Regions from separate parts of the Homo sapiens genome. Here region 2 is linked to region 1. Evidence: chromatin contacts called from ENCODE Hi-C or POLR2A ChIA-PET data. All regions are on one chromosome and are shown on one strand. Each heading gives the region's core, a stretch centred on a gene start or an enhancer-like site at or near the end of the contact. The rest is flanking DNA. Distances are from core to core; before and after follow the strand shown.

What was found. A loop is a pair of places that touch in the nucleus more often than their neighbours do. ChIA-PET counts read pairs that join two places held with the same protein, here RNA polymerase II (POLR2A). Pooled maps may share reads with other maps.
Region 2: a map of OCI-LY7 shows a loop between it and region 1 (2.4-fold over the local background). The contact joins two enhancer-like sites. A Hi-C loop is called at or near these places in 1 of 168 maps with a recorded cell type or tissue (OCI-LY7) and 2 of 50 pooled maps. POLR2A ChIA-PET finds 5 or more read pairs at or near these places in 3 of 52 experiments (CD8-positive, alpha-beta memory T cell, Caco-2 and activated naive CD4-positive, alpha-beta T cell).

The regions. Positions count from the first base shown.
Region 1 is chr17:27,970,851-27,978,564 of GRCh38, reverse strand. All of the region lies in intron 2 of LINC01992 (long intergenic non-protein coding RNA 1992), which reads left to right. Among named protein-coding and RNA genes, the nearest start is that of LINC01992, 17 kb to the left of the region's middle. RefSeq lists enhancers at 1,811-1,940, 3,168-3,462. Within about 2 kb of position 3,149, at least 3 of the 41 ENCODE cell types and tissues checked have a DNase peak (open chromatin) inside an H3K27ac peak, as active enhancers do.
Region 2 is chr17:28,188,537-28,196,250 of GRCh38, reverse strand. It overlaps NLK (nemo like kinase), which reads right to left. Exons shown (of 11, transcript NM_016231.5): 9 at 5,032-5,230; 10 at 4,038-4,131; 11 at 1-1,669. The coding sequence ends at 1,615. Among named protein-coding and RNA genes, the nearest start is that of TMEM97, 130 kb to the left of the region's middle. RefSeq lists an enhancer at 2,792-3,001. Within about 2 kb of position 2,891, at least 3 of the 41 ENCODE cell types and tissues checked have a DNase peak (open chromatin) inside an H3K27ac peak, as active enhancers do.

The DNA of each region.
Region 1 (7,714 bases), core at 1,900-4,399:
CCCATCGTAGCATATATCCCACTGGGTACTCTTTATGACTCATCTCTCCTCCATTGCACAGTTAGGTCCTTGAGGGTGCAGACCAAGGCACACAGTAGGGGGCTTCCCTAAACTGGTCTAGAGAGGTGCTGAAGGACTGAGAGACTAGGGCATAATCTCTAGGTCTTGTTCCAGTGGGAGTTTAGGGACTTCTGCTCAATTTCCTTGGATGGAGCAAGCTGAGTCATGGGTGCATCACCCACTTTTGGAACCCTATGACCCCTAAGTATTGGAACCCAGAATAAAACCAAGTGCTACATTGCCCAGCCCCAGATGCCTGCAACAGATGGCATGGCATGGCTGAGGCTGGGGGTCTGATTATCCCAGACCTGTACCTCTGTGGATTCTGACCTTTCAAATTGTTTTCTATTTAATCTGGGCTGGAAGACCTTGCTTTTTGTTGTTTTAAAATCTTTGCTCTCTTCCTACGCCACAAATGAAACTGTCATCCTCCAAATTACTATGATCTGGAAGGGCAGGAGCAGAATTAGGCCCCACAAAAGCAAGTTAGGCGGGCAGGTGGGAGTAATCCTGTGTGCCCGAGGTGGGGGAGGGTGCAGCAGATGGCTCCCCAGGCAAGCCCTAAAAGCCAGGATTAAAAAGTAATTTTCAGCATGCTGAAAATGGGACTGCAGATTTGGGTCACTGCAATTAACTCTTTCTCGGCTGCAGGCAGGGACCTTGGAGCTGAGAAGAGTTATCCTGCCTAGGGGAGCTGCCAGGTGAAAACCCCCTTGGTTTCTCCTCCTTAGGCCTCAGGGAGAACAGCTCCTGGGTCTCTTCTTGAGAATGGAAGTCAGGTCTGCAGGGTATGCTTCTTTCTGGAGACTAGCTTCCTGCCTCCCCTCTGAATATGGCGTCTGTTGGAGGGAAATCCCCCCCAAGGCTGTGGGAGGCATTTCACCTCAAGGGATTTGATTGTTGTATCAGAGGCCTAAAGTGGCACCTCATTCTGTTATCAAAAGTACATCAGGCATTTGCCCCACAAAAGATTAGGTGCTTTTTTGCCAATTACTTCCTGTGCTAAAAAAAACTACTGTTTTTACCTCAAATACAGTTTTTCAGTATCTGTCCCTGTCCCCACTACCCCAACTGCCCAACAAGAATTCCTTTATCTCAAAAGCCAATGCATTAAATTATCTTCCTGGAGGAATGATTTTATTTTGCATTCTTGAACTGTGGTATTGCAGCCAACGGGTTTTCCCTTTTCTCTTTGGTTGCCAGGAAACTCGAAGCCTCAAATTCAAAAACTAAATCCATGACATCCATTAATGCATTTTATTTTTCCCCTTATCTTATTATTCTATTCTAATTCACACATTCCTTGGTCCTGATTTTATTTACCTGTTTATATTGTGCTATATTATCGAATGCATATCCTGTATATCAAATCCTTTGTGCAACTAGGTAGAGTATAAATAAGTAAATGCAGAAATAATTTCATACATAGATTAATTTGTTCATCTTTTAAAATAAGCATCTGTTAGGTGCTTAATACTGTGCTTGAGTGACTGATAAAATAAAATGCATTTAAACATTTATCACCTATTATGTATCAGGTATTATGCCTAGGACATTTTATGTCATCTATTTTAATTTATTTCCAACAATAATCTTATGATATAAATAATTACATGAGTTGGAATACATAAAGCATTTAGCCCAGTGCCTAGAAAGTACCAGATAAGTAGTAGCTAGTCTTATTAGGTATCATTATCTTCATTTTAAAAAGGGGAAACTGTGATTCTGAAAGGTTAAGTTATACCATTGCAAGAGTTTAATGAAAAAAAAAAGTACCAGGAGCATGGTAGATAGTAGGTGTGGCAGACATTTGTTGTCTTTTTGGCTACCCAGAATCCATTGTACCTTATTTCAGTAATAGTTTCTTTCTTTTTCTTTGTGAAACCTCTCCATACCGCATTTGTAGTTTGTGAGCTCTGGACCAGGCTTCATTTTCACTCCAGGGGGTGAGCAAGTGACTCAAGCGTGGCTGACCAGTGCTCTGGATTCCCCTAGCCACAGCCGTTGGTTCAGGGGTGCAACTCATGACCTAGATTGGTCCAAAGTGAAGCCTAGGATTTGTGTGAGTGTTTTGGGGGAAGAGACTGGTTTTCCTTACCAGTGGATGGGAGCTTGACAGTTGGTATATGCAGCACATGTATACACAACTGGAGATTAGGCAGCCACCTTTCTACCCTGAGTAGAAAGCCCACAATGGAGCCAACACCGAAAAAGTGGAGGCTAGAGATGGAGAGAGCAAAAATGGGTCCTGAGGACATTGCTCAGCCCCCTGGAAGTCTACAAGGTCTCAAGCCTCACCAGAAGCCTATAAGGTCTATTCCAGGATCATTTGATTGCTGAAACGATAAACTGTTTTTTTTTTTTTTTTGCTTAATCCTGTTTGAGTTGGGTTTCAGTCATTTACAAGTAAAACAAATCCTAACTTATAAAAGGCATTCATTATGTTACAAAATTTTTTTTTAGAGACAGGGTCTTGCTCTGTCACCCAGGCTGGAGTGCAGTGGTGCAGTCATGGCTCACTGTAACCTCAAACTCTTGGGCTCAAGGGATCCTCCTGCCTCAGCCTCCCAAGCAGCTGAGATTACAGGCACGTGCCACCATGCACAGCTAATTTTTTGTTTATTCTTTGTAGAGACAGGTCTTGCTATATTGCAGGACTTGTCTTGAACTCCTGGCCTCAGCAATCTGGAATTCAATCTGGGAGGCCAATCCTTGGCCTCGCAAAGCACTGTGATTACAGGTGTGAGCTACCACATCCTGGCCCTCAACGAATTTTTGCATCTTTCCTTTTCCATTTAATGGACTTGCCCAGTGGCATAGCTAGTAAGTGGCAGCATCAATATTTGAACACAGTTCTGGCTCAGGAGCCCATGCATATCATGTTCCCTGCCTATAGGAACTTGGACTCTAGTTAAGCTCCCAGACAGAGACAAATGAAACAGGTGGGTGATGAGTCAAGGCGATGACAGTGGGCCATTGGGCAAGTTACCAGCATAGTCCTTCTGGAGTGCCTTCACCCTGCACTCTCATCCCCAGAACCTTTGAAAGGTCTGGGAGAAGCACAGATGCAGATTCGCAGACATGCCAGCTGGCTCTGCATGTTTCTATGCACGGAGCTGATGCTTCCTCTGCTCATTTAAAGGAGAAAGCTTGCCCAGAGCAGAGGCTGAATGAAACAGACACATCCACACCACTGGACCCTGATTCACCATGTGACCTCTTTGGCTGAGTCATCTCCTCTCCTAAAATGAGCTTTCTCATCTGCAGAATGAAGGTGAAGCTTGACAAATGAGGTGCAAATGAGATCTCATAAATAGTTAGATCAGAAAGTTGCTGCTGGATAGCCCTACCTGAGCAACTGCAGGACTTGATCTCTCCTCTCCAGCATATCTGAGAGTCATCGAGTTTGTGAATAAGTCCAGTCCTACATCATCTCCACTGCTCTGGAAAGACCCTCTGCTCCTCCAACTCAAGGCCTTGTGTGGCCTGCACTGTCACCACTGACCAGACTGCCCAACTGTAGCACTGCCTGCCTCTGGGTATTAGCATGCTGTACTGCTGCCTTGGACCTCTGATGAGAAAGGGAGGTCCCTTCCCCAGTCCTGTTCTGGTGGAGAGATTCAGTAGGAAGTTGCCTGCTTTTCGTGCCCTGGTAAACTTGTAAGGAAAGAGGGACAGACTGTGAGCAATTGGGAGGGTTGGTGTGGCCCTGGGTCAGCAAGTTTGGCCACTTTCAGGACAACTCTCTGCCTAGGGAAGTACACCAAGCTACTCGCAGGAGGACGAATTACAAGCGTGGGAAAGATACTATTGTTACAGGCAGCACATTCGAACAAAATCAGCCTGGTAAGACAGAATTCTGCCAGGGAGTTGCTCATCCAGTTTTGCTCACTCTGGGCAATGGAATCCTCCCCCTAATAATCAGCTAGGACCTACCCTGTCCAGAAAATAAAGATGACTAAAAGATGGTGATCATTAATATTTTAAAACTGGCTCTCCAGAAAAAAATGTTTATTATAACTTTTGTATCATTTGTTTATTATAAATTTTTAGATATTTTACAGAGAGAAAGGATGTTGCTATTGACTGAATGTTTGTATCTGCTGCCCCCTCAACCAATTCTTATGTTGAAGCCCTATCCCCCGATGTGGCTATATTCAGAGATGAGGACTTTAAGGAAGTAATTAAGGTTAAATAAGGTTATAAGGGTGAGGCCCTAATCTGAAAGGATTAGTGTCCTTATAAGGAGAGACTCCAGAGAGCTGGGTCTCTCTGCCCATGTGCAAGCGTATGCACACTGAGGAAAGGCTACTTGAGGACAAAAGAGAAAGCGGCCCATCTACCAGCTGGGAAGAGAACCCTCACCACAAACCAAATTGGCTGAAACCTTGATCTTGGACTTCTGGTCTCCAGAATTGTGAGAAAATAACTTTTTCTTGTTTAAGCTACCCAATCCATGGTATAATATTTCGTTATGGCCGTCTGATCTGACTAATACAGATGTGAAGCACCCAAATTACAAAGAAGAGTAAACTATACAATGCTTTATTGTAAATTTCACACAGCCAACTGATTCTCACAGTGCTTTTGTTGACCTTTGTTGAAATCTTGTTTCCCCAGCCATAACTATGGTTTCAATTCAACCATGATTTGACAAAATCAGACTATGAATCAATGCTATCCAATTTGCCAAAGAAGAACTCACATCATTAACAAATGAGGATAATTCCAACAGGAATGTCAGTTGATAGTTTCATTTCCATTAAGGAGTCAAATGAAAGAAAAACAACAAACGTGTATCAGAATTTCATTTGTTAGTCAATGACATAGTGACTTCTTTGCTGAATCAGGTGGTAGTATTTGAATGCTGGAAGAATATTGCCTTGATTTTTTGGTACTAGTCACAGTGTAACAGTTACAGACACAACATGATTTTAAGTTTAATCTGCAGTATTAACATTTTCTCCATCATTATCTGAAATCAATACAATCAACAATTTCCATGGTGTAAATTCCACCGTGGCTGATTCCAACCTACCAGTGGTGAGTCATCGAATGTAGAGTGGGGAAGAGGAGATACACCATCATATAATCTTTTCATCACATACATACAGTAGATGTAAATAACCTTAAGAGCAGAGATGATAATAAAATATAGTAAAATAATTAGGAAGTGAGGAGTACTAAGTATCTTTGTTTTTAATGTAATTTATTTTGTTAAAAGTGTATATAATTAATTTGTAATGATGGCTGTGTATAATAACCAGCTTGCAAAATTCCTGAAAATTTAACAATTAGCTCTTTCGAGCTGGTATCAGCTAGCTCCAGCACTCCACTGTCAAGCAGAGTTGTGCCTGGCTCAAAACAAACTTGGCAAAGAGAACTAGATAACCAGATCAATTTTTCAGCCTACTAATACCTAATGAACTTTGTTTTTTAAGAGCTGGGGGGCAGGGTCTCTCTATGTTGCCCAGGCTCATCTCGAACTCTTGAGTAGCTGGGATTATAGGCACCAGCCTCTGCACCAGACTCCTAATAAATTTGTAAAGCCAGATCCTATTCCTTAAGTGATATGATTAGCCATGTGGCTGAGGGAGTCATTCTGGGCCTCTGTGGATCCTCTAGGACAGTGCTTCTTAAAGTGTGATCCTTGGACCAAAAACCTCATCATAACACTAAGTTTTTTTGGAAATGCACATTTTAGGGCTTGCTGCCAACCTGCTGAATCAGAACCTCTGAGGATAGGGCCCAGCAATCTGTTCCTGATGTTTCTGGTGCCTGTTTCAGACGCATCATCAGGTTTGATGTTCCTTTCTGAGGACTATAGTTTGAGCAGCACTGCTTTTGGATGTATCCCACATTGTTCTTGCCCCATGCTGTGGGCAATAGAGTGTAAGCTTTCATGTTCAGAATGCTTGTTACTGCTTCCAGGTGTGCTCAAAGTACAGTGGTTAGGAAAGAGTTTTCATCAATCTGTCCTTGTGCAAGGGTTCACCTCCATCCAATGCGCTTGCAAGATGATGGTAAGGTACAGGTGCTCCCAGAAGTCTCACTGACTCCAGGGCTCAGAGCATACGTTGTCTTTGTGCAATCGGTATTCTCCTGCACTGTGAATATAGCAGAGGCAGTTTAAATTGCTTTCCGTCAGGAAAGGGGCTTTCTACTTGGATTGTGAGCTCGGTGTAGGTGCTCCATTTGTTCTGTCTTTTGACACTGACTCTGACATAAAGTTAAACCTTCTTCCTTCTCTGTAAATTAGCTGAATCCATAGAAATCCTGGGTCAAATGGGCTTAAACAATAAGTCATTTTATTATTTTCCATAACTGAAGTCAATAGGCTTTGGGGCTGGTTGGTTTAGAGGCCCAGCAATGGTATCAAGGACCCAGGTTCTTTTCATCTTTCCGGTATGCCAACGCCATAGTGGTCCACCCTCCAGTTGCTGGCAAGATGGCTGCAGTGGTTCCAGCCATCACAGCCAGAGAGTACAAAGTCCAGAGCAGGGAGCTCTTACCTGGGCTCCACAGACAAACCCGGAGAGCCACGAACCTGAGTGGGAGAAAGAATTACACCACTAACCTCTAACTGAAATGTGGCATTTTCTTCAATTATGGATGCAGGCAACATCTATAGTGGTAGTAGTGTACTGTGGCTTTGCCACCAAAAGAAATCATATGTATTTTCATATAACATTACAATTACAAATATATCATAAAATATCATTTATACTCAATCCCACTTTGAAATTGTAGTAGTTATTAGACCTGCCATTAAATATTGATATTGAATGTGTTAATAAAGTATCACATATATTATTACACCACAAATATATTGTTTTAATATTTTAATACGTGGTTAAATTATAATTGTTTACATGTAATTTATTTTATATATTTTAAAATATTATTCTAAGAAGCAGTTCACGGAATTCATCTTACCACAAAAGGGATCCTGGCACCACCCCCCCACCAAAAAAAGGCTAAGAATTCTTGATGTAGAGGAAGAAGACAGGCCATCTCCTGCAGTGACTCTCTCTTTTTTTTTTTTTTTTTTTTTTTTTTGAGAAGGAGTTTTGCTCTTGCTGCCCAGGCTGGAGTGCAATGGCACGATCTCAGCTCACTGCAACCTCCGCCTCCTGGGTTCAAGCAATTCTCCTGCCTCAGCCTCCCAAGTAGCTGGGACTACAGACATGCACGACCACGCCCAGCTAATTTTGTATTTTTAGTAGAAATGGGCTTTCTCCAGGTTGGTCAGTCTGGTCTCAAACTCCTGACCTCAGCCTCCCAAAGCGCTGGGATCATAGGCATGAGCCACCACACCCGGCCTTCTTTTTTTTTTTTTTTTTTTGAGACAGGGTCTCACTGTGTCACCCAGGTGGCTGGAGTGCAGTGATGTGGATCTTGGCTCATTGCAGCCTCAACCTCCTGGGCTCAAGCGATCCTCCTACCTCAGTCTTCCGAGTAGTTGGGACCAGAGGTGTGTGTCACCACACCTGGCTAATTTTTTAATTTTGTTGTGATGGTGTTTTGCCTTGTTGCCCAGGCTGGTCTTGAACTCCTAGGCTCAAGCAATTCTCCTGCCTCGGCCTCCCAAAGTGCTGAGATTACCGGCATGATCTACTCACCACACCTGGTCTCCTCCAGTGACTCTCTCTTA
Region 2 (7,714 bases), core at 1,642-4,141, 220 kb before region 1:
CTCTTTTGATACTAAACACGTTTCTCATTCAAGTGAATTGAAATGCTTCAGTTGGGTTGATTCTCAGGAGCCTCATAAAAAAAAAACAAAGATATTGCACCATCTTTGTTTAGTAATTCAATGTTTGTTTCTTTCACAGCAAATAATTACTTCATTGAAGTTAAAACTTCCAAACATAACTTATTAATAGTCTTCAAATTCAGCTCAGATCACTCAAGTTGAAAATACTCTGCTAAATACAGATAACTTACAATAACTTTAACAGTTAATTGTCCATAACACACACCAAGGTTTTTTCCTAGACCAATTTTAAGACGATCCATTAGTATTCCTTGTACAGGTGAAAAATGATCTTCAATTTTCTTGTCTTTTTATTTTTAATATAAAAGTTGGAAGGGACATTCAAGTTTCAAGTCTCCACACTGAACTCAAAAAAAAAAAATAGTCATCATCAGCATGTGGAGGTAAACAAGCCAAGTTGTATAACTCCAGGAGGTAGAGGCCTTCGATTTGTATTCATATGTACATATGCACAGAAGAATTCAGTGTTCCAACAGAAAAAAAGAACTTGTCAAAAAGTAATAAGTTATTTACTACTGTGACATTTCAAGACTCCCACAGCTTTGCCTAAGGACACAAACACATTTGACATAATTCCCTATGTGCCTTTTTTTGTGGCTTAAATTTTTTTTTAAATTTGTTTTTGTCTTTTATTATTTTTTTACTGTCCAGTGCAGGAAAAGTCTCACAAAATTTCACAGACCTAAAATGTGCAAGCTAGTTCTCTTTCTATACAGCAATATTGGGATTCTTTTGAAATTAGCCCAGAAATGAATTATTTACACACATGAAAGATGCATGCTTGGGGTTCTTTTATGTAAGAAAGAGCAGAAAAACTTCTAATAAAAATAGATTAAATATATATATATATATTTATACTGGGTAAGGAAAACAAAAGTTTAGTCTCTCCTAGTCACAAACTCATTCTCTCTACCCACAACATTGGATTTTAGACAGCACACATCACCATCACGGCTCTAATGAGAAGCTAATTATAGGGCTTGATCATTAGGTGGCATGCCCCTCCTCCCTACCCTCCCCCCAGGTGCAGCCACGATCAGCTCACGTGGCTCCATGATTGGTCGCAGGCAAGGTTCCTAGATTCTTTAGTTTTAGAAAACCCCAAATCTTTAGGAATGGCTCAAATATCAAAATGTATGACTGTCCTTTGTGTTTGTGTGTGTGTGTGTGTGTGTGTGTGTGTGTGAACAATCTCACTTCATTTTAGAAAAGAAAAACAAAACATAAAACCCCAAACTCCCAAATTTGGTTCAATTCTCTTTTGTTCTGAGGTGAGCCATAACAGCTGCACTAAATTCATAAAACATGTGCAACTCTGGGTAAAATATTTTTCTTCTAAAAGCACAACCACTTTACAAGATTAAAAGTCTAGTAACATTTCTAAATATTATTCATATCATACAAGTAGTGGTTGTTAATTTAAAACTTCATTAGTAAAATTACAGTACAAGCATGATTAACCTCCAGAATTGCAAATCCCAGACTCCAGTGGAAAGCTACATTACATCTTCAGTAGTACATTATCTTCCACCATCACTCCCACACCAGAGGAGATGGGGGCATCTCAGATGGCTGAGCAACAGTGGAACTGGAAGAAAACAGAGATGGAGAAATTAGTTGTAATGTCACAATGGACAAAAGGGTAATTCACTACTTCCTGTTTTCCTCTCTTCCTCTGAAAAAATTAATTCCACTTCTGGATTTTTATTTGTTTCTTTGAAGTTGAATTTATTCTAAGTTGCTTGTTTATGGACCTGTTATCTATGGAGAGGCAATCTGGTATAGTGGCTAATATGTAGGCTTGAAAACCACATGTCATTTACTAGTTGTATGGCCCTGAGCAAGTGCCTTAATCTCTTCTCATTTGGAAAGAAATAATGCTGTTTACCTCATAGGATACTGGGATGAATAAATGATAATAGATGTGAAGTATTTTCCACAGTGCCTACTTCAAAGTGTAAAGTAAATGTAGGTATTACAAGTAATAATTTCAATAATCAATCAGGAAAATAACCTTAAGGGATGTAGAATCATCCATTTAAAAGTAGCCTCTCAAAATACAGTGGCCTATTTTGAATGGGCCTTATAAGCATTCTTTTATCAAGTATTAATGGAGAAGTATAGGTAATCATTTAGCATTGGTGATCTAGATCTGTTATTGGCTTTTTCCTATGTCTAAGATTGCTAATTAGATTATAAACTTGAGAGGGAAAAGTGTAACCCCTTGTTTCCCCAAGGCCCAGGATCATTTGCACCTAAGCTGCTAAACTGCCTAACTGACTGGGTCACTGACTCTTAGGGGAAAATAGTAAAACAAAGTAATTTAAAACCACAGATAAGTAAAAGTGCAACTTAATTCCTTCTTCCAATAGAAAAATACATGGAAGAAATGAAAGTCACCTGATTTTGCAAATTTTAAGCATAAAATCTTGACTGTGGTCCAACAAATCCAACCAACTTTAATATGATTAAAGGGAAAGGGCAGCAGGAAGAGAGAAAAAGGAGAGGAGAAAGGCAGCGGGGAAGATAGAGACTGTGTGACCACTCATATCCGAATCCACCCTTTGTCCTGCTTTGTGATACTGGAGCCAGACCCTGTTCATGGTTCCCCTTTGCCACCTAGCTTAATGTTAGCTTTTGTCAACAGAGGGTGCTGGAAGGGCATTTGCAAGGCTGTAGCATCAGGAAGCAGTCTCCCTTCCTTGGTTTGTTGTGCCTGTTTTTGGTCATGTGGAAGGCTCAGCTTTGGTCCACCCGAACTCTCCTGGCAGGCAGTCTTTGATGGACCAGTTCTGGCCACACCTTCTGGCACACTTCCTCTTCTGCACCACCCTCGTGCTGTGTGTTCCAGTTCCTGTGGCAGCCATACCCTCTCCAAAGAGGTCCTTACATGAGGAACCTCTTCTAAATTCTTAATTCCTTTCTTGTTTACTCTCCCTCAGTCTACAGGGAGTGGCTGCTTTCTGCATTTGCTACTTCAGCAGCCTTCAGAATCCTCTTTTATGCCTTTTAGCAGTTGATCATCTTTCCTAGTTAACAGTTCTTATTACTGAATTTTCCCCGTTTGTATTCTAGGGAAGTGGTTTATTTCTCCCGATTAGACCCTGATCAATATATAAGGAGTTAAGGAAAAAGAAATCAAGAGAAGGAAAGGACAGACAGACAAGGAGAATGAAGCCTGGTAACTTCCAATGTAGGTTCATAGCTCTACCATATGCCTTTTGACTTCTCCTCTAAATAGGCTACACCAGCAGTCCACCTACACACAAAAAAATTATTTTCTTGCTTGCAGTTATTACTAGGGAGTGAGAATGGTAGTGGGAACTGAGATGACCACGTCTAACTCCAGGACAGGTGGCCACCATACTAATGCTGCAGCAGGACTGCCATATATGTGATGAGGCAGCACAATGGTCATCCGGGGAAAAAATTGCCAAAGCAACCGCAGTGAACTGGCACCAGTGTAAAATGTGATGCTTACAGTTTTTTGTTTTTTTTTTTGAGATGGAGTTTCGCTCTTGTTGCCTAGGCTGGAGTGCAATGGTGCGATCTCGGCTCACCGCAACCTCTGCCTCCCGGGTTCAAGTGATTCTCCTGCCTCAGCCTCCCAAGTAGCTGGGGTTACAGGCATGCACCACCATGCCTGGCTAATTTTGTATTTTTAGAAGAAACAAGGTTTCTCCATGTTAGTCAGGCTGGTCTTGAACTCCAGACCTCAGGTGATCTGTCTGCCTTGGCTTCCCAAAGTGCTGGGATTACAGGCATGAGCTACCGCGCCCAGCCCAGATGCTTACAGTTTTAATACACTTTTGACTAAAGCCAAACCTCATAACAGAAACTTTCTGTTGCACCTTTTATCTATGTTATCTAAATAAAAACAAATATGCTGAATAATGAAGTAACACTGGCATCCTTTTAATTCTAACAAGAATGTTGAATTACATACATATAGTTACCTAATAAAGCTCTTAAAAGCAGCAGACTGAGGGTTGATGCAGAGAGGCACTCTGTTTCCTTTCTGCTGTTCCAAAATGAACTGATGAATAATTTCTGTGGAGAAAACAAACATCATACAATCCATGACAATTTGCAAGCCCGGGAGCAGTGAATTCTCAGCGAACTCTAGCCAGCATCTGAAAAGCACTGCCTACTGGTTTAGTTAAATCAAACACACACATCATCTATCAAGCAGAATTCAGCTGAACTTCCTAAAACTAAAATGACAGCTGTTGCTAAATATAAGAAACCTACTGGTGGCATTACACAGACTGCAACCCCATCAGTGGGAAGAGTAAAATGGCCTATAAATTTGAGAGAGACTCCACAGGTTTGGCATTATGGGTGAACTCTTCTAAGTTGCTGGCAATTATTGCCTTTTTGAAGATCACTTAAAGACCTCAGTTGGTATCTAGGTGTATAGTTTCAGGTGGTTACTTTGGGGACTACTCTCTCTCTTGTAAAATGTCCTACAGTAGACACTAAAATCACTCAGAATTTTGGATGTCATTACTCCCACTGTATTCCAATAGGAGATCCTGCCACAAAATTTTATGAGTACACTATCAGAAATTCCCTTCTCTTGTCATCGTCCAAGGAATAATTCCCTCAGTGAATGTTTATCCTTTATGGAACTTTGTATGTTATATAAAGTTCAATACGTTTGAATCAATGAAATGACACTGAGTGAATACATATTAAACATATTTTGAGTCATACTCACTAAATAAACTTTGAAAATAAGAACAAAATATTCATTCCTCTCCCCGACCTTCCCCTGGATATAATATTAAATATGCTTTGTTATGCCCCGGACACACAGCTATACGCAAGGTTGTAAAATAAACATAGAGGGGAGCTTTGGTTACCATCCAGATCTCAGCTCTTCATGGCCACCTAATGGAAAATGTTACTAGGCATATTGCCTGGCCAAAGGCCAAAACAGATACTCACCTTTAACCTGTCGGACAGAACTGAGGTTCTTCTCGAAAGTGTCATCAAATTTGGGATTGGTGACAGGCTCAAAGTCACTGGTATAAACTCTTCCAGTGGAGGTGGAAAAGCAACATTTACACATACATGTGTGATATCGTAGTCGCCCTTCATCTAGGTAGGGGTGGGCTAAGGCATCCTTAGCGGATATTCTTTTGGACTGAAATCAAATTAGAGACCAGCACATCAACACTACAGATAAAATGACTGTCCACATAGGATCTTTCAAAAGACACATTAACTGCTTGACATAGCATATATATAATTTATAGTACATCCCGTCCAAAGAGGGATAATTGAATTTAGAGGTGGGTAACATAGCAGCAGAGGGAGTGTATGATTTAGGACAACTACTGTTATTATCTACCATCACAAAGTACTTAGAAGTGCCTTTCTTCTAAAATTCTAAGAAGTTACTACATTGAAATAGATGTATGCTGGGTCAAAAATCACAAATATCATGACATTTAACTATGTAGTGCTTTGAAGGGGTTACGTTTACCTTTTAAATAACAGGCTATATTTTCTAAATATGTGTCAGCATCCTGAAGATGCGTTCACAGTGGCAATTTTCAAAGTTGCTTGAAATTTTTATTCTCTTAGAATACCAAACAGATGATGGCAAAAGCTGCTGGAGTTAGGCAGCAGACAGTGGTCTGACTGCCATATTTTGAGATATAGCTCAGTCTGAATATCAGAAGTCTAGTCTAGCTTTTTGTTTTCTGGCACTTTATTTTTAAATTTTTTGTAGAGATGGGGTCTCACTGTGTTCTTGAATTTGTGGCCTCCAGTCTTGGCCTCCTGAAGTGCTGGGACTGCAGGCATGAGCTACTGCACCTAGTCATTTTCTGTCACTTTAGATCAGAATACTGAATGCATGAGTTTTAAGTTTGCCTGAAAATCTAAACTTTTAACATTACTCCATGAAAAAATTAAAGAAATTGTCCCTTCTTTTAGCTCAGTAGACATACGTGTATTACTGAAAGTAAATTTTAAAGATTTAAGGATGAACTCACTAGTACACAGTAGAACAAAAACAAGAACACACACTTTGCCCTGATTCCAATATGACCAAGCACTTCTTCACATTACACAATTTAAAAATGAAAACCACTTTTGTTCTCAGATAAACCAAAAACAACTGTTCTCGTTCCCAAATAATAATGAAATGTTTCTCATAAGCCCGGATTCCCTAAAAACACTTTTATCACTGATTTTTGCTATGCTGATGTAAAAAGGCATGTCATGACCTTTCAAGATAAGATAATCACAGAAGAAAGCGGGTGTTTATCTACCAGGAACAGGCAAACGTATACTTGATAACCTTGTTTTTTTTTCCTTTCAATAAGTTTATGTTTTGTATTTGGTGATCTAGCTCTTTTGAAGTCTGACTTCCCTGCATTCTTAGCAAGTAAACTTTTTCCTTTTCTTTTTTTCTAAAAAAGTCTGAGTCCTTTGATAGCGATTCCTAGAGATTCCACTGGGATAGTGTTCCACTGTTTGAACCCAAAGGAACAAGTAGGCTGACAGTGTATGTGCCTGATCCCAGGCCTCTCTGAGCCCTTGGCTTCCCTTTCCTTCTATTTTTCTTTAACTTCTGTTCATGAGTTTCAGGACAGAACTTCAACGGTTTATCCTTCTGTTCCTTTAGGTTACATACAGTGATCATTCCAACAACATACTTGTCTGTAAGATGCTTCACACTTACACCACTGTGCAGTTTCTCCAATAGCTTGGCATTCTGTGCTATAAACAGAAATGCTTCCTCTTTTTAAAAAAATCAGTTACCTGCTGGGTTATCTGCAGGACTTTTTGACATTTTCAACAATATTTTTACTCCAAAGAGCACAGAATAGGCAAAAAATACAGTAAATAATGCCTATAGGTCTTGGCAGCATGTGGGACATTGTGGGGAACCTGTCATTGGTGCATCTGGCCTGCAGATGTGCCATTTTATTACCCTTTGTGGGCACATTTGCATGGGGGAATCTGGATATGCTTGGGGAAGATAGAATCACAGCTGAAGGAGGCTGGGGGTCTTTTTTCCCTTGGGGATACTGAACAAACTGTGTGTTGTATGCCTGCTTTTTGATGGTGACCTGTCACTGAGGTCAGGTCATTTGTGGTGTCATGTTGGCACTCAAAGTTCCAAATTAGGGATGTTCAGCGTGTGTGTGTGTGTGTGTGTGTGTGTGTGTGTCTGTGTTTGTCTGTGTATGTGTATCTCACCACAGACACCTGCTCTTAGACTGAATCAAGTAATTGAGTCATCATTTCAGTTCAGGAGCAGACATGTGATGGCAGTAGACTGCTTAACCCAAGATCAACAAAACAAGAATAACTAGTTACCTCAGACTAAATGGACTAAATAAATACACTGATTTAATTATGGTCAATGGTCTGTTCTTCATGGATATTTAAAAAGTGGCTCACGCCTGTAATCCCAGCACTTTGGGAGGCCAAGGTGGGTCAGGAGTTCGAGACCAGCTTTGTCAACACGGTGAAATCCTGTTTCTACCAAAAATATAAAAATATATTAGCTGGGTGTGGTGGCGCACATCTGTAATCCCAGCTATTCAGGAGGCTGAGGCAGGAGAATCTCTTGAACCCAGGAGGTGGAGGTTGTGGTGAGCGGAGATCGTGC